Regions from separate parts of the Mus musculus genome. Here all the other regions are linked to region 1. A link is a contact called in ENCODE Hi-C or POLR2A ChIA-PET data. All regions are on one chromosome and are shown on one strand. The core of a region is the stretch at or near the end of the contact, and the rest is flanking DNA. Distances in the headings are between cores, read along the strand shown.

Region 1 (3,976 bases), core at 222-2,721:
ATTCCAGAAAATAATTAAGCAACGAGAATTGTTTCTGTGTCCCTGGCAGGAAAAAAAGGGGGCAGGGGCAAATTATTTTACCAGGCATGAGATTTAGTAACTTAATTCTATTGTTTAAAATGAAAGGTTATATGAAAATCCTGACAGATGAGCTTAGAGAGTTTGCAGCGTGTTTCTAATGGGATAGTCATCGTCCTGCCTTCTGGCCTGTCATGTTTGTCTGCCTGTCATGTTTTAACTCACAGCTTCCATAAAACCCCCAGAAAACCTTGTTTTCAATCCCATAGCTACAGCTGAGAGCAACCCTTCCCTGTCTTTATACAGTGCTCTGTGATGGTCAAAGCACTTAGCACAAATCACATTTCATAGATGAGGCAATTGACGCACATTAAAGGACTTGCTTTGATTGGCATTGCTGAGACCTGGGACTCCCACCTAAGAGCCCTACTCATTAGACCAGGCTGACTCCCAGGCATCAGAATGAAACAGCAGTGAGAAAGGAAGCCAGGGGCTGGAAACGGCTCTTCAGTTAAGAGAACTTGTTGTTCTTCCAGAGGGCTGGATTTAAGTTCCAGCACCTACATCATGGCTCACAACGCCTATAATTCTAGTTCCTGGGGGCATCCAATGCTGTCTTCTGGCCTTCTTATTCTGTGTACATGGTGTACATACATGCAGGCAAACCATCCAGACATATAAAATACAATTTAAAATGAACAAGAAAAGAGGAGCCAAGCAGTATTTTAATCCTATTTGGAATTCCAAGGAAACCTTGGAAAGAGTATCAGAACTTTGATGGTATTTGTTAGTGTGGCCCAATAGAAGAGTAGATACCTTAACAAACTTTGCACAAGACACATACATCTTGAAATCAAATCGACTAACCTTCTTGGAAATAGCAAAACTTTACACTAGAACTTGGCTTGAATGAAGAGATTCACAGCAAGCCTGAATCCTCATCACCCTTGTAAAATGATTCAGGCACCCCAGCAAAGACCCCAGTGTCTTGCTTGTGCTTGACCATGAAGGTCACCCTTCACAATGGAAGGTTAATACTGACTCCAAAGTGAGCGAGCCACTGTCTCCATCACTGCCACTTACTACAGCCTGTGCTCCGTGTTCCTTGGAAACCTCTTGCCTCAGCTTGGGCTTGACCCAACCCACTTAGAAGGAGGAGAGCAATTTTACAGCCCTGCGTGGAGTGACTCCAAGCCAGTCGTATCTATTTCCAAGTGATCTGACGCAGCAAGCAGATCATGTTTCCTTTGGAGGCTTGGCTGAGAAAAGCTGGGCTGGCAGGTCTGAGCCAGAGTGAATAAAACGACTGTCAAGAAAAATCCCAAATGGCCTCTAAGGAGGGAGGACTAATGAAATGCTCAGGTCAGAGGTGGGGTGCTTTCTGGGGAGATTGTAAAAAGAAAGGAAGATGAGGTGAGCATGTGTGAAATTTGCAAGAGTCAACAATGACAGGGGACGCCAAGCACACTGGCACATGCCCAGAACGTTCCGAGAGCAGGCACCTAGCCTGAAACAACTCTCTCTCATACACACAAAATCTAACTCTTAATTTGAAGCGTACCTTTACTCAGAATTTTTATTGGAATTTCTTACGGTTGGTTACCTGTCCACCTTGCCCCCATCCTGCCAAAGCCAGCAGCGATTCTAAGTGCTTTGCCAAAGACCAACAAAGCCCTGTATTCAATTATTCTTGTCTCAGGGAATAGAAATTAGGGAATTCCAGGAACGGGATGTGGGAACAACTGAGAAGCTAGGCTTCACTTGAGATCCTTGAAAAAGAAATAAATACCTTGTTGTTGGGATAGAAATAGAATTGGGTCTGCACAGATCATTTGAAAGGAGAAGCCAAGTCTTAGGACTGGCTCTAGCCCGCTGACTTTCTGCTCAGGATGATAAGAGCAGACCATTGACCATCAGATCCCACGGGCATGTGTCTGGCTCTTGGTTCTCTTCTTTGGCTGTACATGGGGTATTTTAAAGGGCAAGACACGGGGACAAAGCTGTTTTTCTTGAGCAAGAGGTGTGTGCGTCCAGCTCCACACTTGTCAGTGAAGCCCTTTTCCATCCAAACAGCTTGGCCACTGGATATGGTAGCAGCAAACGGCCACTTCCCCTTGCCTCATGCCCCTGACAGTCAGCTGGCCTGTTTCAGGGCCCTACTGTGTGCCAGTCATTGTCTTGGAATGGAACCAGAATGCCCTTGCCCTTGGTGTCTTGTCTATGTATCTGGACAGGAGACACCTGGGGCAGAAACAGTGTGAGAAACACTGGAGATTTGAGAAGAGGAGCCACCAGAGTAAACATGAGGACAGAAGGGGTCATCCCTAAGGTCTTTATTCTCCTTTAAGGACCCCACATTGATTTCCAAAATATCAATTATCCATTTGTTATTTAGATAGGCTTGGGGTTCAACATGAAGTGGAATATGGAATATAAAAAAGGATTGCAAGGAAAGGGCTCATGTGGCTTAGTAGGTAGAGTGCTTGCCTAGCACGTATGAGGACCTGTGTTGAATTCCCAGCTCGGCAGAAACCATGTGTGGTGCAAGCACACATATAACCCCCGGGTTTGGGGTGGAGATAGAAGCAAGATAATCAGAAATTCAAAGGTCATCCGTGGTTCTAGAGCGGGTCTGAGGTCATGAAACTGTCTGTGGAGCTGGAGAGATGGCTCAGAGGTTAAGAGCACTGTCTGTTTTACAAGATGACTCGAGTTTGAGTCTTAGTACCCACAAGGTAGCTTACATGGGCCTGTAACTCCAGTTCCATGGAATCCAACTCCCTCTTCTGGCTTCTGTGAGCACTAGCTAGGCACACATCCAGTTCACAGATAAAACACCAAACACCCCACCCATACCAGTTCTGAACACAAAGACTAGCACAAACAGCTACTGTGTTTGAACAGTTGTCTCCCATTTGTAGAGTAGAGAGAGAACCAAGAGTGGCCAGATCCCAGAGGGAATCTGCCATAGCCGGTGTGTGTGTGTGTGTGTGTGTGTGTGTGTGTGTGTGTGTGTGTGTGTCACATTCAGGTTGATGTTGGCACAGATGGAAAGGGCAGATGTCAGTGAGAGAGGGAAGATCAAGAGTGGTTTTAAGTTTTCCATTTGGGTATCTGTGGGATAGCAATTTTGTCAACTGACATAAAAGAGACAGGGGAGGAACATGTGAGGCGATTGTCATAGGAGGCAGGGTCATGATAACCAATATGCTTTAGACATGTGTGATTGGAGAGAACCACACAATGCCCAGCTCGAAGTGTCCTGTAGGCATTTGGAAATACATGTGGGAAATTCAGGAAGATGGCTGGGCCTGAGATCGTAGAGCATGGGTGGTAAGTGAAGCCAGCAGAGTAATAAGGTCACTCAAGCAGAACAAACATATCTGAAAGAGCAAACAGAAGCCCAAACCTAGAGAAGACACCATTTGATGCGGCAGCAGCAAAAGACGCTGGGGAGGAGACAGAGGGAGAGATCTAAGAGGTAGGAGGAGGAAAAAGGAGGACTTCCAGCTACTGTTGACAACAGGTCAGGGCAAAGGTCAGTGGGTATAGGAGCTGTCACTCTGGGTAAGCAGTCTGCCCAGTTCTTAGCAGGTTACTCTTACTGGGGAGCACTTAGGGATACTGGGCCATGAGACAAGCGAGCTGTGTCCATCAGGACTTACTTACGTCACCTACCATTTCTAGATGTGGATGAGTGCTGAATGTCCTACCTATGTAGGGAAGGCCTTAGCTTGACCACACCATTAGCTCCTGTCTCTTACTACCTCTTACCAAGAACAGCACTCATGGACTAGATAGGTGAACAGCCCATATATAGAGGTCTGGGTCCAGGTTTCAGAGTTTTAGATGCTGGGGTTAGTCCTCATGTTAATGCTGATCTAGGTCTCTCCTTAGGCTAGCCCCCTTCCTCAGAAACCCCTGCCACATCCAGACCATCTCTAGGGATATCCCCATC
Region 2 (3,771 bases), core at 930-3,429, 210 kb before region 1:
CTGCTTCAGCCTTCTGAATCGTCAGGATTCCAGTCTTGTGACACCATACCCAAGAAAGCAGCATTTTAAAATATTTTTTAAGAGAGAAAGAGAGAGAGAGAGTGAATATTTATAGAGGTCAAAGGACAGCTTTGTGGAGTCGGTTCTGTCCACCTATCTTTTTGTGGGTCATGGAATTGAACCTAGGTCAGTAGACTTACAGAGCCAGCCAGCTCTTTACCCACTAAGCCATCTTACCAGCCTCAAAGCAGTACTTCTAAATGCATTGCTATTGCTGTAAAAGATCCTAGCTAATGGAGTTAAAATGTCTATCAAAGATATGAGCCTGAACGAGCATGGCAGTGTTAGATACTGATGAAGTTATTCCCTCTCCAAGGGAAAAAAAAAGGTGAATGGTGGTGTATCTATCACCTCAGGAGCAGCATCTCCCATCACTGCCATGCCTGACAAGGCTCCAGCATGATTACAGCTGGAAAAGAGGGCAGGAGTTAAAGGAGCAATAAGTAGATATTTGGCACCAAACATTCAACATGTGGACCCTGTGAAACTTGACACTGTTATTTTTGCTCATGTTGAGCATATCACACATTCATTTATGGAGGTACCTATTCTCCATCTAAAAATGTCCAACTCCGTATGGGACAGCAACGCAGTGGAGGGTAAATATGGTTTTGTTCTGCATTTTAGCTGATGAACGGTATATCCTACTCAAGCGTAAGCTATAAACACTGTGGTGAGATTACTCAGAACATCAGCACTAACCATACCCACATTAGTGAGAAAAGCGTGGTGCACTTTTGGGAGCCTCCCAGCCGCCTGTGTCCCTGTGTGTGCAAAGCAGAGTAGAGAACTCATCTACTGTTCTCCCTGCCGCCGTTCCACTGAAAACACATTACAATCCAAAGCCCAGAAGGAAAAGGCTCTGTTGCTGTCTCTTTGTCCCACCCAGCCATTGAGGCAAGATGGGAAGGAAAGATCAGTCTTTATGGACCATGAAGATACACTCCTCCCCACCCTCATTCGCCCACCACTGTGTACCTGTCATTGAGTGCCTGGTGTCAGGTACACTAAGAAGAAAGCGGGGAGCGGTAGGAGAAGAACAAGGGGCAGAAAGAAAAGACAGCTCAGCTCTGGCCTTTAGTCAACTGGCCCTAACCTCAGTTATGTGAGAATCCCTCATTAGCAGTTCTTTTCTCTCTGCAGCACGTTCATCTCCAGCCTAGTCCTGCAGCTTTCAGTGTCTCCCTTTCTACAGCTTGTTCTGTCTGATTTACTCGGTGATGTCATAGCTTTCCTATTTTTAGAATGAGTGGAAGATAAAATGTTCCTAAGAGCAACTTGGATGGTATTGAAAGCATTAGGAAAGAAGTGTGGCGGGCATTGTTAGCAAACAGCTGGGCTATAAACACTAAGCATGAGAAATGACGGTTAAGGCCAATGGGCTATCTACACGAAAGGCCTGTGTTTGAAGAGCCTCGGAAACTCTCATGGCTGGAACATCTGGTAGTGTCAGAACCTGGGGTGGCCGAGATCAGAGGCTGCTGATTTCTGGCCCCTATGGATCAGTGAACCCTTTCAGAGTTTACGGGGAAAGGGTAGGGTGTGAGTTTTAGGTCTTTGATCACTGTGTGTGTGTGTGTGTGTGTGTGTGTGTGTCCGTATGCGTGCCTTTGTGCCTCTGTGGGTGCAATGATCCATGTTGGACTCTTGGAGGATAACTGTAGAGGCAGTTCTTCCCTTACACCTCAGGGACCAAACTCAGGTTGCCAGGCTTGTGTAGAACTTTCACCCTGAGCGGTCTTGCCAGTCCCTTTGCTAGTTTCTTATTTAAAATGTTGATTCTGTTCCAAGCAGCTGATTCCAATTGTACTTGCTTCTACCTGTTGACTCGGGTGTTCTGCATGGGAACCGCACTGCATGGCCATGGGGCCTTCCCATCTGCCTCCTTTGTGAATCTCTCTTTCAGTGCCTCCAACTTGGGCCCCAAAGAGGGATACAGCAGCTGAATGTCATTCTCTTGGGCCTTGGCCCAGGCATGCATCTCTGGAAGGATGACTGAATCCCATTCTTACGGCTGAAGTTCCTCTTGATTAGCAGCCCCTTTTGTGTGTTGTTCTTAACAGGGCCTCTGTCTCTCATGGGTAGCTTACAGGGATGTGTTTGAGAGTTCCTTCCAGCTGGGAAGCTGCCCAGCTCCCACCAGCTGAGTTGGGGGATGGCTTCCCTTTAGTTCCGCTGCCTGTGGACTACAAGGACCCCACTTCCAGCCTGGCCACAGTGGCCCTTTTCTGCTGTGCAGATTTGGCTCTGTATTCCGGTTTTCATTCTCCAGCCATCTGGGCATTTTGAGCATCCCTCTTATCTTAGTACCTTGGCACTCAGGACCACATGTCATCCTACCACAGAGATGGAAACAAAGGAAGCCTTCACCTCTGGCTTACAGTTCCCCTGGAGTCATCATAGGTTGAGTGACAGTCGGGGAGATTGTGAGAGCTGCATAGATCTGCAGTGATGTAAATGGTTTTGCTGATAGAAAGCACACACAGTGGATGACAATAGCCATGATTGTTCAGTACCAGGGTTCTTAGCTTCCTTCTTTTTTCCCTCGGCTAATTTGAAATCTAGGAGAAAGAAAAATAAAGGCCCTGGTGGCCTCCGATTGCTACAGCCTTGTCAGACCTAGAAGAGTAAGCTCAGGACTGGGTATGTCATACAAGTGAAATAGAGCTCTCTCTTAAAGATTCTGGAGACTAGTGAGCAGGCAGGGGAGACATCCTTATTAATAATGTGATTGTCCAAGTGCGAGACTCCTCCATCACTCTCAGGGTGAGATTTCCCCAATTGTGGGAATCTCGATTTTATGAGTTTAGTGGTGAACTCCATTCTCTCTCTTGCCCCATTTATGAAAGAGAGAAAGGAAGAAAGAAAGACAGAAAGAAAGAGCAAGAAAGGAAGGAGAGAGAGAGAGAGAGAGAGAGAGAGAGACTGGTCAGTGGTAGTGTGCTTGCCCTGGTTGGAGCGCCAGCACCATTCCCTGCTTTTTAAAACTCCTCTTTTTTTTTTCTTCTTCAACTTCTGGTTTGGGAAAGGTTGGATCAGAATCACTCTTCAGAGAAGCATCTGGAAAAATTAGTTCAAGCATACTAATGACAAGCTCGCTATAATTGTCTTAACTAGAGAAAAATAAGCCTGTGCCACAAAAACAGTTCTGTCCCACCCCCACCTCCATCCCCACCCCCACCCCTACCCCCACCCCCACCCCAGCCTCTGTCTCTCATGCATTCATTCTGATCCTCAGCCCTGCCCAAATACCTCTTGGAGGAGAGGTTAACAAAACAGCCTCAGACTGTCTCTCAGGATGCCTCGCAGTCCGGGAGGTCGGAAATGCCCTTAAAGGTAGTCTCTCATGTGTTTGTGTCTTTCAGAGAGTCTGATTTCACATTAGTGGCTGATCGTTTAGTTCCTAGCATTTATGTATGGTAGAAAACTCAACTTCTGCATACTTGATGCTACAGCGCAGTATGATGTTAAGATATTACTTTGCTTTGGGGCAGAAGGCAGTGCCACCTCATTCCATACCAAATTGGTGGGCCTTGTTTTTGTTTTGATACTGGTTGAAACCACAGAGACAAAGGGAAGGCTAAGAGTTCATTCTTGATTATCCTTTTGAGTCCAAGGTTCCATCCTCTAGTCTCTGTGACAGGCAATGGTGGTCACTATCCTAGAAAACCAATTTCCAATTTCCAATTTAGCCAGAATCACGGGTTCTAA
Region 3 (3,769 bases), core at 1,138-3,637, 250 kb after region 1:
CCACAAAGGCTGCATGAATCTGCAGTGGCAGTGGACATATCTGCTTTTTCCATGGAGACATCAAAAGGAAAGGGGACACTGAGGGTTTTCTGCAGGGCAACCTAAGCTTGGCTATCTAAGCACATGGCCAGGAGCTGAACTGGAGGACGGTCCCACAGGGACAGACATGGGGACAGTCATCCCCTTACTGAAGCCATGTCTACTCTGAAGGTTGTGAGGCTGGCCTCTTCAGTCAGAGCAGACTGAGGCTTCCCCTAGGCAGGGAGGAAAGAGTTAAGCCTGCTCAAGGCTGGGAAGGCGGGTTCAGCAGCTATAAACAGAGAGCCCTGGGAGGGAGGGAGGGAGGGAGGGAGGGAGGGAGGGAGGGAGCTGACACAGGATGTGGCCAGGGCTTGAGCTTGTCTGATTATTAACTTCACTTTTATTTGGAGGGGGATTCATTCTCTGTTTCACTTCCCATCAAGGAAGTGAAAGCCCAGGTCTCAGAGGGCCTGGTTTCAAATTGTTTTGTCACAGCTCATTTATTTTTTCCCCTTAAATAAATAAACAAAACCACCTCTTTGTTTCCCCCTTAATGAGCATTCCGCAGATCATCTGTGGCCGAGGCTTGAAAGGGGTTTTCAGGAGTCCTTCATGGGACAACTTTGGGTTTCATCTTTTAAAAGGAACAAGAAAGGATCTCTCCGTAGGCATAAACCTTCTCCAAGCTGTCCCAAGCTCTTCTTTCCTGCCTCTTCCTGGGACCCTCAGCCTACACCCCAAGTCTTGCCAAGCACTTAGCCCAGCGGTTCTCAGCCTTTCTAATGCTGAAACTCTCTAACACAGTTCCTCATGCTGTGGTGACCCACCCCCACACACCCCCAACCCATAAAATCACCTTCATTGCTACTTCATAACTGTAATTTTGCAACTGTTGTGAATCATAATGTAAATATCTGTGTCTTCCGAGGGTCCTTTGACAAACCCCCCGGGGGCGCGACCCACATGTTGAGAACCACCGGCTTAGGCCGGTCTTCAGTTGGTCCTGAGCCTGCCAGCCTGATTGTCTTCCCTTTGCCCATAGCCCAAGCCATACAGAATTGCACAGAGGGGGCTCTGAGGGCCCATCTTCTCAGTCTGGTTCACACCTATGGTTTTGGTTCCTACCGCACACACCCTGACAGTTCTACTCAGAATAACTTTCAGTAAACACACAAAAGGATTCCATTACAGGGCTTAAGGAAACACCATTATACATACTCCTGTGCTGAAGGTTCAAAACACCTGTGAATAACTCCTAGGCCCCAATCCAGATTAAAACCTATTCAGTCGCTTGGTAGTCCTCTTGCAAGGACCCGTTCCTGCATGACCTACGTACCCAGTAAGACGACCAATTTCATGATGGGCCTGACACTCATGGGTCCTCAGGATTCAGAAGGGAAGGGTGCAGCCACAAAGACTGAGAGTTGCAGAAGCCCAGTGATGACAGCATGTAGGTGGGCTAGCCAGGAAGAGGCACCTTCACTGGAAACAAAGGGGGAAATCAAGAAAGCTTCTTAGTGGGGGCTGACAGAGGAAAAGAATATTCTAGAACCTGAAAACTACAAATGCTAGAACAACCCCGATGTGTAAACTAGGCAAAGAGGAGGAGCCGTGGGGTCTTCTGTCCCTCGGATGACATCAGAATGATTGAGAAACTGGAAATGAGCTGATCACATATAGCACTGGAGCAGCTAGTCCTTGACCCTGGGTTGGTACGGCCCGAGGGCATCTACTGGAATACCACCTTGTCTCGGACCCTGCCACTGGGCTGCCAGGCAACAACAGCCTGGTGATCACTCTGACCTACTTCAACCACCCATGACTTTTAAGCTCTTTGAATATAGGGCAAAAAGAACTAGGAGGCGACTGGGACAAATCCAATCACTGACCGAAGCGCTGGCCCTGCCTACTAATGGCTAACTGATGGCATTTCCAAACACCCCAGGGAACGTGCCAGGGCCTCGAGTTTTCTTCCCGTTCTTAGAAATTCCTCCCCACGCCCATGGCATTACGGTTTCCAAATCCCAGGCCCGCCGCGGGGCTCGGTGGCCGGACCCCTGGCCGCGCCCGGAGCGGCCAGGAGCTGGTTAAGGGCGCCAAGATGGCCGGCTTGTTTTGCTCGCCGAGGCATCACGCGGAGGCTGCCCTTTGCCTCCGGGGCCGCGGTCAAGGTTCCGCCGCCCTCTCTGGCAGGCTGCCCCGGCCGGCCCGAGCGAGCCTCCTCCCCTGCGCCCTGGAGCCTCGCGAACCTTCGAGACCGGGGCGCGGCAGAGCGACAGCGCGGCCAGCCCGGAGCTTCGGGGCCGCTGCTGGCCCTTCGGCATCTCGGAGCGTCTGTCGCCCGGGCGAGCAGACTGCGGCCGCCCCGCCGGTCTTCCCCAGCCGGCCTTTCACGCCGCTCAAGCAGCCGAGGTCGTTCGATGGGCGTGGCAACACTGCCCTCCACTGGCCAGTGTGCCGAATGGCACACGCGGGGCCATCCTAACTGCCCTGGACCACCGGGCACTGAGACCCTTTCTACAGGGTTCTCAAAAGCGTACACCACACTTCCCTAGGCGTCTTCCCATCTGTTGGTCGGACTCCAACTCAGAGTTTGTATTTTATGGCATTCCAGGGTGAATGTTGCTGCTGTTGGCCGCTGGTCCTGAATCTACCAGCTCAGCCCACTTACTTAGGCCAGGGTTCTATCATCCACTCCAGTATACAGTATGCAGACAGAGCACAGAGGACCCTGATGGAGCTCTCAACCATATGGCACTTAGCGGGATAATTTCACAAATCTAAGATGACACTTGAGAAAGTTTTAAATCTTAAGTGTACGGCTGTTTGCCTATATGTATTTCTATGTACCGTGTGCCTGCAGTGCACTTTGAGGCCAGAAGAGGACTTTTTAAATCCCCTGAACTGGAATTACAGATGGCTGTAAGCTTGTAAGGTTGTAAGCACGTGAGTGCTGGGAATTGAACCTGGGTTTTCTGGAAGAGTAGCCAATGACCTTTACTGCTTATCCGTCTCTCCAGCCCCTTGAAAAAGTTTTAATTCACTTATAAAATATATATGCATATATGTATATGTGTGTATATATTTTATATAGTTATTTAAATCAGGGCAGTTTTCAAGACTGGATTCCCTCCTTCTAACATGTGGATTCTGTAGATTCTAACCAAACTCAGATCATCAGGCCTGTGAATCACCTTCACCAAACTGAACCATCTCACCAGGCCCAGTTTGGAAAAGTTTCCATGTTCTTATAGAGGAAAATATTAAGGCACTGAAAGAAGACATAAATAGGGAACTACAAACAGTCCCCAGTTTATCATAATTTCACCTGTAAGGTGAAACATAAATAATATACATTCAGTAGAAACCACAGTTGAATTTTTAATTCTGGGTTTTCCCCCGGACTAGCAATAAACACAGTATTCTTCTGCGGGAAGTTCCTACAGTCGTGAGTGGGAAGCAGACAGTGGTCTATAGTGTACTGCATGGCACAGTGGTGACGTCTGGTACGTTACGGAAGCAGGTGTACTCTCCACGCTACCTGGCCTTTTCAGTTCATTGAAGGGATTGTTGGGACAGGGCTTCACTGCGAATCAAGGAGCATGTGTGATTTATACTGGGCTGTGTGGAAGCTGTCACAAAAGGCCTTTCTGTGGAAATTCTAAAGAGGGGTCTAGAAGAAGGGAGCAGGAAGGTCCTGGAGAGAACCCAAGAAAGCGCTGGGTGTGGTGAGCAGAGGGGACCAGAG

Evidence for each region. Hi-C counts contacts between places; a loop is a spot of excess contacts on that map. ChIA-PET counts read pairs that join two places held with the same protein, here RNA polymerase II (POLR2A).
Region 2: a loop to region 1 is called in a map of heart, with 1.9 times the contacts of the local background. The contact joins two enhancer-like sites. A Hi-C loop is called at or near these places in 1 of 37 maps with a recorded cell type or tissue (heart). POLR2A ChIA-PET finds 5 or more read pairs at or near these places in 1 of 5 experiments (embryonic stem cell).
Region 3: a loop to region 1 is called in a map of heart, with 2.5 times the contacts of the local background. The contact joins the promoter of 2310015A10Rik here to the enhancer-like site in region 1. A Hi-C loop is called at or near these places in 1 of 37 maps with a recorded cell type or tissue (heart). POLR2A ChIA-PET finds 5 or more read pairs at or near these places in 1 of 5 experiments (embryonic stem cell).

The regions. Positions count from the first base shown.
Region 1 is chr12:79,886,183-79,890,158 of GRCm38, forward strand. The region is part of intron 1 of Gm46361 (a long non-coding RNA gene); the gene reads left to right. Among named protein-coding and RNA genes, the nearest start is that of Gm46362, 4.5 kb to the right of the region's middle. Within about 2 kb of position 1,472, at least 1 of the 3 ENCODE cell types and tissues checked has a DNase peak (open chromatin) inside an H3K27ac peak, as active enhancers do.
Region 2 is chr12:79,678,423-79,682,193 of GRCm38, forward strand. All of the region lies in intron 8 of Rad51b (RAD51 paralog B), which reads left to right. Among named protein-coding and RNA genes, the nearest start is that of Gm36048, 120 kb to the right of the region's middle. Within about 2 kb of position 2,180, at least 2 of the 3 ENCODE cell types and tissues checked have a DNase peak (open chromatin) inside an H3K27ac peak, as active enhancers do.
Region 3 is chr12:80,130,457-80,134,225 of GRCm38, forward strand. 2310015A10Rik (RIKEN cDNA 2310015A10 gene) reads right to left here and starts at 2,388. Exons shown (of 3, transcript NR_033514.1): 1 at 2,271-2,388; 2 at 1,358-1,503.